Linked DNA regions of Homo sapiens: region 1 is linked to region 2. A link is a loop called in an ENCODE intact Hi-C map of the cell type or tissue named here. Cell type or tissue: A673. All regions are shown on one strand. Each heading gives the region's core, and the rest is flanking DNA. Links, peaks and the distances in the headings are about the cores only.

Region 1 (9,578 bases), core at 1,164-9,163, 170 kb after region 2:
AATAATGCTCAAGAGATAGGATTTGATATGCACTATATTTATATTCCAAGAAGCCAAGACCATGTGCAAAAACCAAAGCAAAAACAACAAAAACTTTACCTTTCGTCTCATCCTAAATAATTAAAAGCAAAAGGTCAATATTAGATTTTAATCTTGCTCTTTTTTTTTTTAGAATTAGTTATATTTAAGAAACAAAAGGCAGGCAAAAGCTTGAAACAAAATACAACTATGGCACAATGCTTAAAAAGGGTCAAGCCCTACTCTTTCATCTTCTGATGAAAAAGCTGGAGTTCACCAATCTGGCAGCTTTCCCACATCACACTGCTGGTTAATGGCAGAATAAGAGTGGAACTCAAGGCTTTCGGTTCCCAGTTCAATGTACTTCCTCTAATCCAGTTCTCTGAGTCAACGTTTTGAGTCAATACCATATTGGAGAATAACTTGAAACCATCAGAACACAAGTGCAGAGCAAGGGAAGATACAGACCCTAAAAATGCTGTATACAGATTCACTCCACCTTCTCCTGGCTGTGAGAAGAAAGGCCTGTAATATCAATTTATACAGCATTGCCACAGTCAATGTGAGATGACTCTCTTCCTTCTCCCTACTTCCTTCCCTCCCTCCCTCCCTTCCTCCCTTCTTCCCTCCCTCCCTCCGTTCCTTCCTTCCTTCCCTCCTTCTTTTTTCCTTCTTTTTTCTTTTGTTGTCTCCTTTCTTCCTTTTATTTCTTCTCTTTTTTTTTCTTTTCTTCCTCTTTTATTTTTCTTCTTTCCCCCTTTTTTGTCCCTGGGAGCCAGGGACAGAGCAATAAAGAGCAGACTAAATTCTCAAAGAAGGCTGGTAACTATTGCTCTTCTCTGCTAGTTCTGCTGTGTGGGGTGTGTGTGTGTGTGTGTGTGTGTGTGTGTATATGTGAGTGACAGAGAGAGAGAGTGAGAGAGAAACAGAGACAGACAGAGATAGAGCAAACTGAGGTGAAGGGCTAGGTTTTTCGGTTTTTAATATTTAATCCATTATGAATTGGTATTGTTTTAAATACAATACAAATGAATTTTGTTACTAGAAAAATGAAATAACATGAAAAATAAGAGACTAGAAATATAATATTTGATACCTTCTTATTAGATTTAAAAGACATAATTTACCCAGTAAGTTTACTATAAAAATTTCTAAATGCTCTGGGTTTCTGTATTTACTTTATTTCTATATAAACAGTGAAAATCAGTTCCCACATTGGCATCAAGATGCAGGCAATGCTTTGTATTGTGTAGTTCTCAGCAGCAGCACAAACCATATTCAGCTTACACATGGTTTGCCTTCAGATTACAGTCATACCCACACCCCACCCCAAACCAATTAAATTAGAATCTTTAGGAATGGGGTCTAAATCTGGTTGTTGTTTGTTAGTTTGTTTTTATCAAATCTCCAGCTGATTCTAATGTGCCATCTTATAAGGACATGCTGTCATGACAGGAGGTCTGGAAAATGCCCCTTGCAGGCTCCTGATGTAAGTAAGCCCTCCAATGATGCCTCCAATGATTGGAGATGAATTTCGTTTTTTTTGAGACTGAGTCTGTCTCTGTCACCCAGGCTGGAGTATGGTGGCGTGATCTCAGCTCATGGCAACCTCCACCTCCCAGGTTCAAGCGATTCTTGTGCCTCAGCCTCCCAAGTAGCTGGGATTACAGGTGTCCGCCATCACGCCTGGCTAAGTTTTGTATTTTCAGTAGAGGCAGGGTTTCATCATGTTGGCCAAGCTGGTGTCAAACTCCTGACCTCAAGTGATCTGCCTGCTTTGGCCTCCCAGAGTGCTGGGATTACAGGTGTGAGCCACTGCGCCTACCTGGAGATGAATTTTCTTTAGTGAAGCAGGACCTGCGTGCTCCTGCTGTTTCTTAGATTCTCACTAAATCCATGGCCCTTTATTCTAGATAAACTTAACACGTGACAGGAAGTAGATATTAGGGTACTATTTGATTGCTGGGGTGAGTAGAGAGGTAGGGTATAAAAATGATGACCTTTTTAAATACTACTCATTATAGTTGTCAGGATCATTTACTTTTAGGAAATAGCAAACACATTTGAATCCCATTTTATTTAAAGTCAAACCAAAATGATGTCTAATTCCCATAATTAAAAATATTCTTTCGTTCACTCAACAAAAGCAGTAGCATAGGCACTAGAGATGCATTGGGCTGTTAGACGGTGCTGCTACCCTTGCAGGCTTAATGATCACTTTTAATTTTAGAGACAGGAGTGTTAATAACTTTGTTTTTAAGAAGTAATTCAATGTGAATTTGACCGATTAATTTTACTCAGACTCAGAGGGATTAGCAGATGCTAATGAGTCAAGACCATACAAGGATTGACTAAGTCCATTGAAAGACCAGGGTTTAACTTGTCCAGTACTAATCGCCCCTAGGCTTTCCTCCTGCAAAGCTACGTGAAAGCAGCCACAGTTGAGTAATTCAGGTCATGAACCTCGAAGTGGCCAAAAAGGTCACCTGCCTACCACAGCATGTAAGCTGTGATCTCAAGATCACTGATTATGCCAGGGGAGGGGCTGGTGCTACTCCAGCCATGAATGCTGCAGTACAAACCATGCCACTGACCTGCCATATTATATATCTGCAGCCATACAGTTTGGACCCCAGAATATTTCCTTCCCTAATGGTAAGTGCTTGGCTGATGGACCAGGGTTGGAGCTAAGATTTCGTCCATCATGTGGCTATGAGATCCCAGCCCCTGATTGTGCCAGAGGAGGGGCTGGTATTTCCCAGTCACTCAGTTTAAAGGTCTGAGGCTCTTCCTCTGGAGACTAGACTTTTGGGAGTCTCTGTGTACTGCCCTAGGATGTGACAGGTCACAAGAGAAGGGCACGCCTGCTTTTGCTCCTATCTTTGAGAATTTTTTGAAAATATAAATCTTATTCTGACAGCCTTGGCAGTGTGCTACCTGACTATTTGCTAGGTTTCTATGACATCTACCAACAGCAGGAAGCATAATGAGAGTATGCCTTGTGGACTAACTTTGCCAGAGAAACTAAGACCTTAGGAGATGTCAATCTAGGGGGCACTAGGAAAGGTTAGGGAGAATCCCCTTGTATAAGGAGTCCAGGAAAACTCTCCACAGCTAAAATTAGGGCTGTGTAATCTATCCACTTTCTGTTCTATGGAATTAGCAGGTATTACCCAATTCCATAGAAGTATGGCTTGGAGAGTTGCTAGCACATTGTGAGTACTGCCTTCCCTGGCTCATTCTTATGGGGAAAAAAATTATTAAGAAATAACCACATGCCAAAAACTGTAGAAGATAAGCACTAGGGATATGAAGATTAAAATAGAGTCTCTGTTATCAAGTAGCTAAGGCTGGTGAAGGAGACCGCTATGGACTAAACGTTTGTGTTTCCCTGAAATTCATATGCTGAAATCCTAACTCCCGATGTGATGTGATTAGGAGATGGGACCTTTGGGAGGTAATTAGTCATGAAGGTGGGGGATTAGATAAAATCCCTTCAGGAAGGGGATTAGATCTCCAGTAAAAGGAACCCCAGAGACCTCTCTTGTTCTCTTTCCCCAGCATGAGTATAAATGAGACGATGGCAGGCTGAGATCTGAAAAAGGGCCCTCACCAGAGCCTGACCATGCTGGCACCTTGGTCTCAGACTTCCAGCTTCCAGAACTGTGAGAAACAAATTTCTGTTGTTTATAAGCCACCCACTATGGTCTTTATTAGGATGGCCCTGACTAAAAGACCCACAGCTAAAATGCTATAATGCTGTAATGAGTTGTGCATAGAGTGCTCTGGAAGCACAGAGTATGAAATAGCGAACACTATTTGAGAAAAGTCCGGCCAGGTGCAGTGGCTCATGCCTGTAATCCCAGCTCTTTGGGAGGCTGAGGCGGGCGGATCACCTGGGGTCAGGAGTTTGAGACCAGCCTGGCCAACATGGAGAAACCCTGTCTCTACTAAAAATCCAAAAAAATTAGCTGGGCGTGGTGGTGGGTACCTGTAATCCCAGCCACTCAGGAGGCTGAGGCAGGAGAATCGCTTGAACCCAGGAGGTGGAGGTTGTAGTGAGATGAGATCATGCCGTTGTACTCCAGACTGGGTGACAAGAGCAGAGCTCCATCTAAAAAAAAAAAAAAAGAAAAAAAGAAAAGAGAAAAGTCCGAGGGGACTTCACATTCACAGAGGAAATGACATTTGCATGTGCCCAGAAATGTTGGGTTTTAAAAAGAAATCCTACTCTGGCAGTCTTGGTAGTGTGCTATTTGACTGTTTGCTAGGTTTCTATGACATCTACCAACAGCAGGAAGCATAAAGGGGTCATGACTATGGACTAACTTTGCCAGAGAGATCAAGACCTTAGGAGACCAAGGTCTCCTAAGAGAAACCGAGACCTTGTAGAATCCAAGACCTTCTACAACCCATTTGTGGAAACCTCATGCAGGAACCTCCAACCTTCACTCAGTTAAGATACTTCTGTTTCTAGCTGACATATGGAGCTTTTTTTGGAAGATTGGGCTCTACATACATGGTACCCTTGACATTTGCAAAGGAAACATTTTGAGACATCCAGAATCCCTAAATTCACAAAAACTAATTAAGATGTAGAGGCTGAACAGTCAGTCAGGCTTACTCACTGGCTAAGTACTTGCTTCTACACATGAGCCATGTAGCAGCACACATAGATGCATACAAACTCTCAAAGGTTGAAAGTACAAATGCGGTAAGTCTAGCATACTTTACAGACGGATCTTCCTAGGTGTTAGCAGGATCATTCCAGTGCTCCAGAGGGGCAGTGATACTGTGGGCCAGACAGTGAGAGAGTCATGATCTCTGCGAAGATGACCAGGGCAGGGCAGAGGAGCTTGCTGCATCCTTGGTTACTTAGAAGATACAGTACAAGTTACACAAAAGGAGGGTATTGGGGTCAGGCCTCATGTTACAAGACCTAATGGGCCATCATGGGCCAAAATAGATTTATTTCAGCTGGAAAGAATTAATGAATGTGTATCATTTATTGAATGCAGTCATTACGTTCCTGGCACAGTGCTAAGAGCAGCACAAATACATCAACATTCACTTGTCACTAAAAAAGCCCCTGTGAATTAAGCAATGTTACTTCCCTATTTCTGAGATGAGGAAACTGGGCTTGGAGAAGTAAAACAACATACTCAAGGTCATACAAAGTGGGAAGTTATCAAATGGGGTTAAGCCAGGGACATATAGTATCAAAACCCTCTGCTATTGGCTTTTCAACCCTTCTTCCTCTGTTAAAGATAGAGGACTATTGGCAGAGTTTATGCAGAAAGGAGTTGAGTCTTGAGGACTTGTAGTTAGCTGGGAACCTGCTCCTCTTCCAGGGCCTTTGCAAGTCTTACTTGCTGGTGGCCCGGGGAATTCAGGCAGGGGCTCCCATGCCAAACCTTGTCAGGAATCTGGTTTTTGTCTTTCACAGGTTGATGTGGCCCATGACAGGAATTACACGTCAGGGCCAAATATACATTACTAGAAATAGATTACATCAGGAAGCCAGATTTATATAGTTTAAATAGAAGTGAAGAAAACTGGAAGGAAGATACAGCAGTCTAATCTGTGGTTGAATCATGCACCATAATTAAGCCTCCTCATTTCCTACTCTTTCCTTCTGCATTTTGCAAATGTCTCCATCTGTGACTCATCTTTTTTTACAGCAACATCACTCCCTCATATTTCTTTTTCTTGTCTTGCTATTTTCTCCATCAATTCTGTCTCTAACTTTTCTAGGAAGATCCTATTGATTATTAAAATTATCAAAGAATAAGGGGAAAGAGACAATTCTTGAAGAAACATTAGGAATCCATATTATTAAATCAAGTCCCTCAGTAAAGCCAGAAGTTATAATTTGGTAGCTGATGTTAATGAGAACATTATACACATAATTTAGTTTAGCATATTTTATAAGAGCCTAATTTTCAGCTGGAACTTTGCTAGGTGCTGAAAATATCAAAATAAATTAGGCACAACCTTTTTCTTCCCCTAGGAATTAATAGTTTAATGGGTAAGTCCAAGACATAAAAAGATTATTTCAATAAAATGTGGTGTTATGATAGAAGTATATACATGTTATTAAAGGAGCTCCTTATTCAACCCAGGGGCTCCAAGAAAGTTCTTGAATGAAAAGATGAAATCTGAGCTCACTCATTAAAGATGAATTAGTGGGGAGAATGGAGAGGGGTAGGAGAAAGGGTGTTTCAGGTCCAGAGGACCCAGTACATGAGCAAAGGCACAGAGACATGGAACCACCTGGTCTGGTTGAAGAATTTCAAGCAGTGCAATGTTGCTAGAATGCAAAGTTGCAGGTGGTGAGAGGTAGAAGCAAGACCGGGGAAGCAGTCAGGACCACATTATGGGGTGCTTTTATGTCTGTTAGGGAGCATGAACTTCTTTAGGTGATTGAGTGGCCCTGAAGGACTTAAGGAAGAGAATTGACATGATCACATACATGAACATACTAGGTATTTTTGAGTAATCTCTTGGCTGGCAAAAAGAAGGAGAGATTTGAAAGGTGGAAGGCCAGGATCTGGGATGGGATTCCAGAGGAGAAGTGATGGGACCTGCACTGGGCTATCATCATGTGAATGGAGGAGTCATAACCTATCAGGATTTGGTGTAGAAGTTATGGGAGCAATACAAATCTTTCCTGAGGTTCTTGTGAATTGTTGTTTATGAGTAGCAAAGGTTACCATGATAGCGATGCCAAAGCCTGTCTAGGTCTTCCTGTGGTTCATTTTTGCAGACCCAAGTTGAATTCTAGTGCTTTCTTCCTTTGCCTTGGATCCAGGGATTCTACATGCTTTCCTCTCCTTCAGTAACTTCCAGCATTCCCTTGCTCCTTTGGGGGAACTGTGGCATGGGTCTCAGGCTTCTCAGATATCTTCTTGCTTGCTACCAAAAACAAAAACAAAAACAAAAAAAAACACCTTTCCTTCATAGCACTTATGATGATTAGAATTAATTAATAATGCCATCACTGTTTGTTTAATGTCTCCTTCTACTAGTCACTATTATTGGTGGCAAACATCAAACAGCAACTTTGTTAAACTGGAGCATTAAAAGGTATAGGAGAGAGATAGATGAGATTGCCGAGAAATCAAGGAAAGCAACTTTGTTAAACTGGAGCATTAAAAGGTATAGGAGAGAGATAGATGAGATTGCCGAGAAATCAAGGAAGGGAAATTGGCAGAAAGCCCGAGGCTAAGCCGCTGCAAGATAAGCCAGACCACACCAGGGTTCGTGTCTGTTCAGAACCTCACCATTGAGACTGCTGAATTCAGAACTCTTTTAGTACCAGAATTCTTGAAAAGTTTCTATTGCTTCTGAGCTATTGTCATGCACTCTCAAAGCTCAAATTCCTTGAGTAGAGCATGTCTGGTCTTGGGTGCTGGGAGATGGGAAAAGAGTGATTATTTCCCCTTAATTTCCACAGTGGGAAGGTGGGAAGCATGGCTCTCTTCCTCTTCAACTCTTTGGGGCTTCCTGCCAAAAAGTGGAGGGTATTTAAATTCTGAGTTTGTGTCTCTCTATCTCTATATCTTTATCTACATACACTCATGCATATATATTACACACCTGCCATTAATAACAGTGACTAGGCTGGGCACAGTGGCTCATGCCTGTAATCCCAGCACTTTGGGAGGCCAAAGTGAGCAGATGGCTGAAGGCCAGGAGTTTGAGACCATCGTAGCCAACATGCAGAAACCCCGTCTCTACTAAAAATACAAAAATAGCTGGACATGGTGGTGCATGCCTGTAATCCCAGCTACGCGGGGGGCTTGAACCCGGGAGGCGGAGGCTGCAGTGATCTGAGATTGTGCCACTGCACTCCAGCTTGGGTAACACAGTGAGACTGTCTCAAAACAGAAAACAAACAAACAAACAAACAGAAAACCAGTGACTAGTTCCATGAGGGTAGAGAATGTCTCATTTTTGTTCACTGTTGTATCCTCAATGCCAGATGAGTTAACACCAGGCAAGGGCTGATAGTAAGCATTCAGCAAATATTTCTTGAATAAATGGGAGAATCAGTGAATGAATGTACTGTTTTAAAAAAGCATTTTATCTCTAATCACTATAGGATTTTAATAAATCAATATTATTTATAGTTAGAGTTCCTAACCTATAGTTCCTAAGTCCCTTCTGAGATAGTAACTGGAGATGCTCCCACCCTCTGCTTGCTTTATGGAAATTTTAAAGAACCCACTTCTGAACCTCGAATTTTAGCAAAGGTACCATACACCACTTAGTCCATACTTCCCCTTTTCTCTGACTGAAAATGAATCAAAGCAATGCCATCAGTACGCCTAAAGTCAACTGAACTTTTACCTTTCCTTGGATCTCCAGACTTGGCAAGATAGCTCTGGAAGATAGCTCCAGCTCAGGAAGAAGACCCTGCAGCCCATTTCCTTTCAAAAGGCAGAGATGAACATTTTCCCTGGCCGTCTTGAAATGTGAGTTGTCAGTAAGACCTATAGGCGTGGATATCCTACAACTTTAGAGCTATTTGGGATTTGAACCAGTTGTTTTCTCTAATCAGCAACAATATTGAAATTCTAGGAAAATATAATCATGTTTTCAAATAGATGATCTATTTTTGACTTTCTAATTGTTTTAAAGTGTCTGATGGGCCAAGCCATATAACAATGACATATAATTTTTTAAGAACATTACAAACTTAAAAATCATATTATTAAAGACTCACATTGTCATTTGATTTATGTTGCAAGTTAGAAGATTTCATTAACATAAAGTAACCAGTTTAATGCTAATAATCTGTCCAGAAATAACTCTTCTTCCATAGATTTTAGCCTGAAGGATTTTGAACATCTACACACACTTCAAGGATTCTACTGATGTCATCAGTTTCTTGATTAATATTGTCTCACTATGTGGGCTTGCTAGGTTTTTCTACAGAGGCTATATTTCGAAATTCCTTTAATTTTGGTTATTGGTAGTTTCTTGCTTGAACTGGGATTCATATTTCTCCCCGCTGAGAATAAAATTTGTTCTCAGAATAAAGCATATTTGACTCTTTCTAGCTGCCAAAATGTGAAGTCTTGTGGTTAGGTATTTTGGAAAACCGGCAGGTTTTGTTTACATACTGTGGTCTTTCTCCAAATTTATCCCACATCCCACACCCCACAAGTCTAGGACCCCTTCCAGCGTAATTGCTGTGGGACAAGTGCAAGGCAAAGGCTTCCGCAGTCACCAAATCCTTTCCATCTTTGAATCAGACACAGCAAGTACCAGAAGAGCTTCCCCTGCTTAAAAAAAAAAAAAAAGAAAAGAAAAGAAAAGGAAAGAAAATGCTGACCTATAGAAATACCTGAATCTAATTTGCTGTACAAATGGAAACCTTTTCTTTTTAGATTGGATGCAGAAAATGTATTTTCAATGTTTATAATTTAACAATTGCTCAAAGCCTTTCATATGAAAGCAATTTACTCATGTTGGGCCCAATTATCCTAACATGCTTAAAAATTAACCAGTATTTTTCATCTTTAACCTTCGTGCGTTAGTCTCCTTGGATAGGG
Region 2 (9,578 bases), core at 670-8,669:
AGCTGCAGAATCTAAGGTGGTGTTCTAGGCTATCAGACTGTAAAATAGTTAATTCTTAAGTTGTTGAGAAGTTGAAAATAAATTCATGTCTTCTTCTTGTTAAGTTTGCTTTAATGTGTTTCTGGCACCTAATAGGATTTGATTTGCTTTTAGTTCTATAACTTTGTGCTACTATACAATTAATAAAAAATGGCATGATTGTTGTAGAATTTGGGTATTTACTTTTTTGCATGCCATATTCATTCTACCTGGTTTGAAAAAGTTACAGAATGCCGTATACGTCACAGTTAAAGTGTTTGATGTAAAAGTAAAAATTAAGAACCAAGAAAGAATCTTCTAGGTTGCATTATTAACGCTTAAGGCAAAAATGACTATGACAAATGGAAACCTATTTCAAATTTTGAAAGGATTTTCAACTTTTGAAAACATTGGTAGCAGTGTTATATTCCAGCAATACTTCCTTGCGATTTTTACGTTGAACCTGAACCTTACAAATTGTATGTTTCTTTGAATAAGGAATTCTTACTTAAGTGACTCAAAGATCAGTTTTGTATTGTTGTACATCACAGGATTACAGAATTGTCAGTAGCCCGCCGTAATTTTTACTTTTGGGTACATGCGTTGTTGATCATATGGCTAATACCTCCCTACTGCCATTCCATTTCAAATCCTGTTTCTCTAGGGAAAGTGGGAAGTGAGGAGTCAATTCAGGTGGGTGGAGAGTGGGAAGTATCTTAGAGTATCAACCGTTCTTTCCTCTTGGCTTCCTCAGGAGTTCAGATGTGTTCTAAGCCTGCTGGAGTGACCACACTTCCAAGACCTGATGGAGGCCAGAGCTCAGAGTGGCAACGGGTCGCAGCCCTTGCTGCAGACGCCCCGTGACGGTGGCAGACAGCGTGGGGAGCCCGACCCCAGAGACGCCCTCACCCAGCAGGTACATGTCTTGTCTCTGGATCAGATCAGAGCCATCCGAAACACCAATGAGTACACAGAGGGGCCTACTGTCGTCCCAAGACCTGGGCTCAAGCCTGCTCCTCGCCCCTCCACTCAGCACAAACACGAGAGACTCCACGGTCTGCCTGAGCACCGCCAGCCTCCTAGGCTCCAGCACTCGCAGGTCCATTCTTCTGCACGAGCCCCTCTGTCCAGATCCATAAGCACGGTCAGCTCAGGGTCGCGGAGCAGTACGAGGACAAGTACCAGCAGCAGCTCCTCTGAACAGAGACTGCTAGGATCATCCTTCTCCTCCGGGCCTGTTGCTGATGGCATAATCCGGGTGCAACCCAAATCTGAGCTCAAGCCAGGTGAGCTTAAGCCACTGAGCAAGGAAGATTTGGGCCTGCACGCCTACAGGTGTGAGGACTGTGGCAAGTGCAAATGTAAGGAGTGCACCTACCCAAGGCCTCTGCCATCAGACTGGATCTGCGACAAGCAGTGCCTTTGCTCGGCCCAGAACGTGATTGACTATGGGACTTGTGTATGCTGTGTGAAAGGTCTCTTCTATCACTGTTCTAATGATGATGAGGACAACTGTGCTGACAACCCATGTTCTTGCAGCCAGTCTCACTGTTGTACACGATGGTCAGCCATGGGTGTCATGTCCCTCTTTTTGCCTTGTTTATGGTGTTACCTTCCAGCCAAGGGTTGCCTTAAATTGTGCCAGGGGTGTTATGACCGGGTTAACAGGCCTGGTTGCCGCTGTAAAAACTCAAACACAGTTTGCTGCAAAGTTCCCACTGTCCCCCCTAGGAACTTTGAAAAACCAACATAGCATCATTAATCAGGAATATTACAGTAATGAGGATTTTTTCTTTCTTTTTTTAATACACATATGCAACCAACTAAACAGTTATAATCTTGGCACTGTTAATAGAAAGGTGGGATAGTCTTTGCTGTTTGCGGTGAAATGCTTTTTGTCCATGTGCCGTTTTAACTGATATGCTTGTTAGAACTCAGCTAATGGAGCTCAAAGTATGAGATACAGAACTTGGTGACCCATGTATTGCATAAGCTAAAGCAACACAGACACTCCTAGGCAAAGTTTTTGTTTGTGAATAGTACTTGCAAAACTTGTAAATTAGCAGATGACTTTTTTCCATTGTTTTCTCCAGAGAGAATGTGCTATATTTTTGTATATACAATAATATTTGCAACTGTGAAAAACAAGTTGTGCCATACTACATGGCACAGACACAAAATATTATACTAATATGTTGTACATTCGGAAGAATGTGAATCAATCAGTATGTTTTTAGATTGTATTTTGCCTTACAGAAAGCCTTTATTGTAAGACTCTGATTTCCCTTTGGACTTCATGTATATTGTACAGTTACAGTAAAATTCAACCTTTATTTTCTAATTTTTTCAACATATTGTTTAGTGTAAAGAATATTTATTTGAAGTTTTATTATTTTATAAAAAAGAATATTTATTTTAAGAGGCATCTTACAAATTTTGCCCCTTTTATGAGGATGTGATAGTTGCTGCAAATGAGGGGTTACAGATGCATATGTCCAATATAAAATAGAAAATATATTAACGTTTGAAATTAAACTGAGCTGTTTTGTCTTCTTTTATCTTGTTTCTTTCAAGTGTAAGAAACTACATTTTATGTTAAGGGTAACATTTTAATGAAATAGTTAATCACTTGTCTATAGAATTATTTTATGATTGCCGCTTTAAAGTAAGCTGGATTTGATGATTTTTCAGAGACAATTCTAGCAATCAAGAGAACATTTAACTTACTATCTGTACTTATATGGGAGCTGATTTTAGCTATATCATTGTTCTTGTTCCCCCACCCCCTTTTTTTTTTTTGCAGATTATCTGACTTGTGTTTGTTCTGCAGAGGTTTTTTTTTGGTTTTTTTTTTTAAATCTTTGATTCAGGAGACTTTCCTTAAAAATTAACAGTTAAGCTTTTTCTTTATATACAGTATCAAGGATTAATTCCATGAGGATAATTCAAAACTAGTGAAATGAGTTTAGCTCAATAAACATTTATTGAATGTCACCTGTGTCTCAGACATGCAGTATTCACAGATCAGTTCTTAAAATTAAGGCCAAAAATATTTTCTTGACTTAGCTGATCGTGGCAGTGTTTTTTCCAGTCTGTTTAATTTTTGACTCTGAAACATCACCATTTTACCTAATTCCTTATGTTAGAAAAGACATGAAAAAAAGAACTTGCTTTGATTCTGGTATTTGGTATCATAAAATTTGATCTGATATTGGTCTTACTCAAGACAAAGAAGGCCAATTTAAGGCCCTGACTTATTCAATCAGATTATTCAGAAAATTGTTGCTCTGGGAAAAAGATGCAGCATGAGAGTCAGTGTGCTTGGAGCTGTCTTTTAGAAGCAAAGGTACAGCAAGCTGCTGCAAGCCCATCTTGACAAATACTAGGTTTTAAGTCACTTGATTAGTCACTTTGTGGCTGATGTTTGTTTTTTTTTTTTCCAAAAGTTTGTACTTTTGCTGCCAAGAGTCACTGGAAGTCTAGAAAATAATTTATCTGTCATTATTGTTTAATCTCTTGTTTCCTGTTCTGAGGCTCCTTCTTAGCACAGGTTGTCTTCTGTTATGTTTTTTAAAATTGGCTTTCAAGGAACTATATAGCCTCCTACATTAAGACATTGCTCTAAGGACCTTCAATTTCCTCTGACTTCCTCCAAGAAACATAGTTAACTTAGAAATGATTTAAGCTTCAACTTTGAGTTACTGAATGTTTCAATTCTAACACTCTTAAAACGTCACCCTGGTGGTCTAAGGAAGAATTCCGTTGCTGGAGAATAGGGTAGGGTTTCTTATTCATTATGTAGTTTTCAAGATGTGTAAAGCACAAAAATTTTGACTGATTAGGTTTGTTCATCAAAAACTGCCATGTGCATTGACAGAGCTCTTTTTGGTATAAAAATTGTGAGTTAAATATTTTTTTTTCACCGCATAAGTGGCTTTCAAAGTATTCTTAGACATATTGCATCAGATGTCATTGAGTGTTTATTGAAAAAGTAAGAACCTCTTCCCATAGTTACTGAGTCAGAATCTGATGGTGTGGCCTAGAAATTAGCATTTTTAATCATTCTACAAGTGATTATGTGCAGTGTGGCAACTACTGACCTAGGAATTGCTTTCTAACTTGGTTTTCTTTTTTTTTTTTTTTGAGACGGAGTCTCGCTCTGTCGCCCAGGCTGGAGTGCAGTGGCGCGATCTCGGCTCACTGCAAGCTCCGCCTCCCGGGTTCACGCCATCCTCCTGCCTCAGCCTCCCGGCTAGCTGGGACTACAGGCACCCGCCACCACGCCCGGATAATTTTTTTGTATTTTTAGTAGAGACGGGGTTTCACCGTGTTAGCCAGGATGGTCTCGATTTCCTGACCTCGTGATCCGCCCGCCTCCGCCTCCCAAAGTGCTGGGATTACAGGCGTGAGCCACCGCGCCCGGCCTCTAATTCAGTTTTTTAATGGGCTCTGATCTCTAAAGTATAACTCATTGGTTTGAATATTGAGCATAAAGTGATAGTCAACTGAAATTTGAAGAGGATTTGAATTAAGTATATTAAGTCCTATGAAAATAATTTGTTTAAAGATAAATAAGAAAATTGGAGCCCAGGCATGGTGGCTCACGCCTGTAATCCCAACACTTTGGGAGGCTGAGGCAAGTGAATCACTTGAGGTCAGGAGTTTGAGACCAACCTGGCCAACATGATGCAACCCCGTCTCTACTAAAAATACAAATTAGTGGGCATGGTATCAGGCACCTATAATCCCAGCTACTTGAGAGGCTGAGGCCGGAGAATTGCTTGAACCTGGGAGGTGGAGGTTGAAGTAAGCCAAGATCGTGTCACTGCACTGTAGCCTGGACAACAGAGTAAGACTCTGTCTTAAAAAAAAAAAAAAAAAAAAGAAAATTGGATTTTTCAAGAAGCTTCCAACTAACCTGTTAAATGTTGACTTTATCTATATACCAGCATAGAATTAATTTTCAAAATATGGAAGATTAAATATTTATGTCTAATAGATTAAAAGCAACTGGCACTCATTCACTGCATTAAAAATAATTTCTTATTTTTATTTTTATTTTTTGAGACAAAGTCTTGCTCTGTAACCCAGGCTGGAGTGCAGTGGCGCCATCTCAACTCACTGCAACCACTGCCTGCCGGGTTCAAGAGAGTCTCCTGCTTCATTTCAGCCTCCTGAATAGCTGGGATTACAGGTGCGCACCACCATGCCCGGCTAATTTTTGTATTTTCAGTAGAGATGGGGTTGCACTATGTTGGTCACGCTGGTCTTGAACACCTGTCCTCAGGTGATCTGCCCACCTCAGCCTCCCAAAGTGCTGAGATTACAGGCATGAGCCACCGCACCCAGCAATTTTATTTATTTTTTAGGTTATTATTTTTTGAGGCAGAGTTTTGCTGTGTTGCCCAGACTGGAGTGCAGTGGTGGGATTTTGGCTCACTGCAACCTCTGCCTCCCGGGTTCAAGCCATTCTCCTACCTCAGCCTCCCAAGTAGCTGGGACTACAGGGGCACGCCACCATGCCTAGCTAATTTTTGTATGTTTAGTAGAGATTGTGTTTTGCCATGTTGACCAGGCTGGTCTCGAACTCCTGATCTCAGGTGATTCATCACACTTGGCCAAAAATAACTGTTTTAATGTTGCAAATTATCTCACTTGGGAAAAAATATGGAGGAATAACCTCAATTTCTTAATCTCTATTTAAAGTTCATGAAAAATTATAACATGATAAATTTGTAATCCAATGGCCATTATTTTGATGTGATAGAGTAAAAGTATGATGATAATGCAAACATAACTGCTAAGCATTTAGGGGAATTTTAATCATTTTTGTGGTTTCTTGCTTTTTAATTTTTTTTAAACCTGTGGATGCTCTATATTTGAGATTCATATAAGAATGACAACTTGATTGTTGTTACTTAAAACATTCATTTATGTGTTTTGAGGAGGAGATTTTAAGGCCCTGCCAAATTTCTGCCATGTTGTAGCTTGCTCTGGGGATTGTCTGTGAAAGAAGAAAGCCAAAACCCAGGCAAGTAATCCCAACCAAACTTTTTGCATAACTTCTTTCTTCAGTATACTTCTGTCTCAAGGACTACTTGACTCCAGGATATGTAAGTTAAGGTACTGATGATGTCAGATAAATGAATTTGCTCTTGCACAGTGCTGTAAGGTATTTGATAGGCAGTTGATGGGTTTGATGTAATTTATTAACTTTTAAGCATTTAGGTCAAAATTTTCAAAGGTTTAATGGTTTTAGAGTTTCACTTGAAGTCATACCCACAATTGGCCATTTGTCTTCCTCTCCTAAATGTGCACAAGGACCAGGGTATAAACACAGAAGTTTCAACTTTGAAAATGGGCTGAATTTGTACAGCTCAAAAACAGGTCTGTCAACTTGTGGAGAATATTTTACATTGTTTTCATAAAGAAAACATATAATAGTAGGTTATTAACTAGTCACGTCATTATTGTATCAGTATCCAGTCTCTGGTTTGCAATATCCGTTAAGGCAAAAGTCATGTTAATTTCTATTTTAATTTGGTCTAATGCCTCACTTCTTTATGACATACTAAGGGTGGGTCTCCATTGAGTGGAGATCAGATTAGAATTTTAACAAGGCCTATCTGATTTGACATAAAACTGATCATCAGAGTAAAGCTATACATCTGGAGTATTTCATCATGGGTTTGGCCATTCACAAGAGGATAAGAGTAAGACTGTATATGTCCTATACTGTAGATTTTATTTGTACACCACACTGCCACTCCCTTTTCACCACAAGAGACAACTGTGTGAATAATGAGAGGCAAAATGTGAATACCGCTGATGATACTGCACCTCTGGTCAAAATTTAACTTAATACATTCATTTAATTTACAATCAAAGAAGAAAAAAGGGAGATAGAAATATAGCAAAAGAGGAAAAAAGTAACATTTAAACTTTTTTCCACGCCTAGCAAATATTTTACATTTTTATTTAATACTACATTTTGATTGATTGACTTAAATAATTTTTAAAAGTCAGTCTTATTTGGCAACTCATACTTTTTTTTTTTTAAATAAACTGTTAAAGGAGATTAGAAAGAAGCCTTGGCCTCTGGCTTGGCTAGATGAGACATGTAAGGCTTCAGCATCACTTATGAATTTATTTCTCAAAACAGTTGCTAATACACAGAGATGAATAAATAATTTGACTTAATACAAGGACTCACTTGGAAGAGAATTTGGGCACAGAAATATAAATTTGGCATTTCAACCTAGTTTTTGGATGCCTACTGCTTACAAATTACTGGGCTAGTTGATCTAATGCAAAAGGAAAGCGGTAGCAACTCTAATGCAAGACAGGACTTAGAAGCACAAGCAAGATGCTATGAGAGTGCAGAAATTGAGGGAAACGTTGATGCATTCTCGTTAGTTGGTTTGATCGCCATGTCTTTGCAATGGTTTCAGATACTTAAATACCTCAAGAGTTTTTGCTAAGACAGTTGCAACAGAATTAGCATCACTCATTAAATAAAACTATGCTCACCATCCCATATCCACATCCTAAAATGAATTGTAGAGGTGTTTAATGAATATGTGAACAACTACATGTTGCTATGTGCATTCTTTTTTTTTTTTTTTTGGAGATGGAGTTTTGCTCTTCTTGCCCAGGGTGGAGTGTAGGGGCATGATCTCAGCTCACCGCAACCTCTACCTCCTGGGTTCAAGTGATTTTCCTGCCTTAGCCTCTTGAGTAGCTGGGATTATAGGCATGTGCCACCACACACGGCTAATTTTGTATTTTTAGTAGAGACGGGGTTTCTCCATGTTGGTCAGGCTGGTCTCGAACTCCTGACCTCAGGTGATCTGCCCGCCTCGGCCTCCCGAAGTGCTGGGATTACAGGCGTGAGCCACTGCGCCCAGTCGCTATGTTTATTCTTAATTTTAAGATTCATGACTCACTAAAATCTTCCCTTAAAAAAATACAAATAAAAAAATACTTTTTCAAGATGTAGAACTAAGAAACAAGTTGAAAAGATCTGTCTATTCTTGTTCTTCCAGTTCTTGCTGGAATTTACCTTTTGCCATTAACCCATAGTTTTAGCTTGCTTCTGAACCTAGAGAAGGATGAATTGGAAATAATCAAGTTAGGGGGGCAAAAAAAAAAAAAAAGTGTAAATGATATTGTGAAAAGAAGTGGTTGAGCTTTGGAGCAATTCTGCCCTTGTCAAAAAATACCCGAGACCTGGCTGCTCAGGCTCACATGCCTCTCAAAACCTATGTGACCCTCTCCAGTTCCTAGGCCAATGCAACTTTCATTTTTGGAACAGTTTTTGCTCCAAATAAAATCTAGTTTATTGACTTGCACCAATAGTGTTTACAGTCAAGCAGGGTTCCAATAAATATCATGTTTGTATCATCTCTCATTTCTCCAGATTCCTAGTAGGCATAGTGCACCCATCCTGGCCTCAAACGCAGATTTCCTCCTCCAAAGTAGTCATAAAATAGCCAAAATATATCTGTAGCTACTCACACTAGAAGGCCGCTCCTGAGTTTCCTATTAGAAAGTCATGTTTGTAAGTTCAGAACAGCATTTAAGTTTGCATATCTAGGCTGGGTGTGGTGACTTATGCCTGTGATCCCAGCACTTTGGGAGGCTGAGGCCGGCGGATCACAAGGTCAGGAGGTTGAGACCAGTCTGGCCAACATAGTGAAACCCCGTCTCTACTAAAAATACAAAAAATTAGCCGGGTGTAGTGGTGTGTGCCTGTAATCCCAGCTATTCGAGAGGCTATTCGGGAGGCTGAGACAGGAAAACTCGGGAGGTTGCAGTGAGCCGAGATCATGCCATTGCACTCCAGCCCAGATGACAGTGCAAGACTCTGCCACAAAAACAAAACAAAACAAAACAAAAAATTTGCATATCTAATGGCCACTGTGAACATTATAAAATGTAGTGACCAAGCAGCCTAGCATGTATCAAGCAATAGCACATACAAAGCCTTTGGATAAATTTAGTACCTGCTCTGTTGGCAAAGCTAATGGCTAGGATGCCCCAAGAGATGTTTGTCTCTGACACATGACTCTAGTAGTGAGTAACTGACTCCAGGAACATGGGCAACCACACAATCAACATTTGCATTTAGGTCTTGATGTCACCTGGACTCTGACCTACACACCATTAGGATAGAGCCTAATTGATTTAGTTTTGTTTGAACTGTAAGTGTAAGCTTAAACTTTGGAAATACTGAAAATATGAATTATTTTACAGAGTACTGGTTTACTTCAAACCATCTGTGAAAAGTCACATGATGTGACTCTGATAATGTGTCATCTGTTTCTTTGCCCTTTTACATGAACAACCAAAACTATAGGCCCAGAGTGTAATTACTTGTCACTAATTTAGTATTTATTGTGTATCTTCAGTGTAAAAGGTATTATGGTAGATAGGGAAAAAGCATTCGTTAGATCTATGACTATGAACAAGCAAATGAGGAATGACTGCTCATGACCCTTTGGAAGCTGATTATCTAGGAATTAGATTATAAATCATAGAAAATGACTGGTAGCCGGCCG

Evidence for each region. A loop is a pair of places that touch in the nucleus more often than their neighbours do. Peaks named below come from ENCODE experiments on the same cell type or tissue, not always from the same donor. Only the 100,000 strongest peaks of a DNase experiment are listed, where the experiment ranks them.
Region 1: a loop joins it to region 2, with 2.2 times the contacts of the local background. A loop is called at or near these places in 2 of 110 quality-filtered maps.

The regions. Positions count from the first base shown.
Region 1 is chr13:80,164,217-80,173,794 of GRCh38, reverse strand. LOC105370275 (a long non-coding RNA gene) reads left to right here and starts at 7,401. Exons shown (of 3, transcript XR_942116.3): 1 at 7,401-7,481; 2 at 8,389-8,495. In A673, for the core only: no CTCF peak of the experiment used is centred there; a DNase peak (open chromatin) is centred at 5,524.
Region 2 is chr13:80,328,951-80,338,528 of GRCh38, reverse strand. It overlaps SPRY2 (sprouty RTK signaling antagonist 2), which reads left to right. Exons shown (of 2, transcript NM_005842.4): 2 at 773-2,553. The coding sequence starts at 824. The coding sequence ends at 1,771. Among named protein-coding and RNA genes, the nearest start is that of SPRY2, 7.4 kb to the left of the region's middle. In A673, for the core only: a CTCF peak has its summit at 3,728; a DNase peak (open chromatin) is centred at 3,518.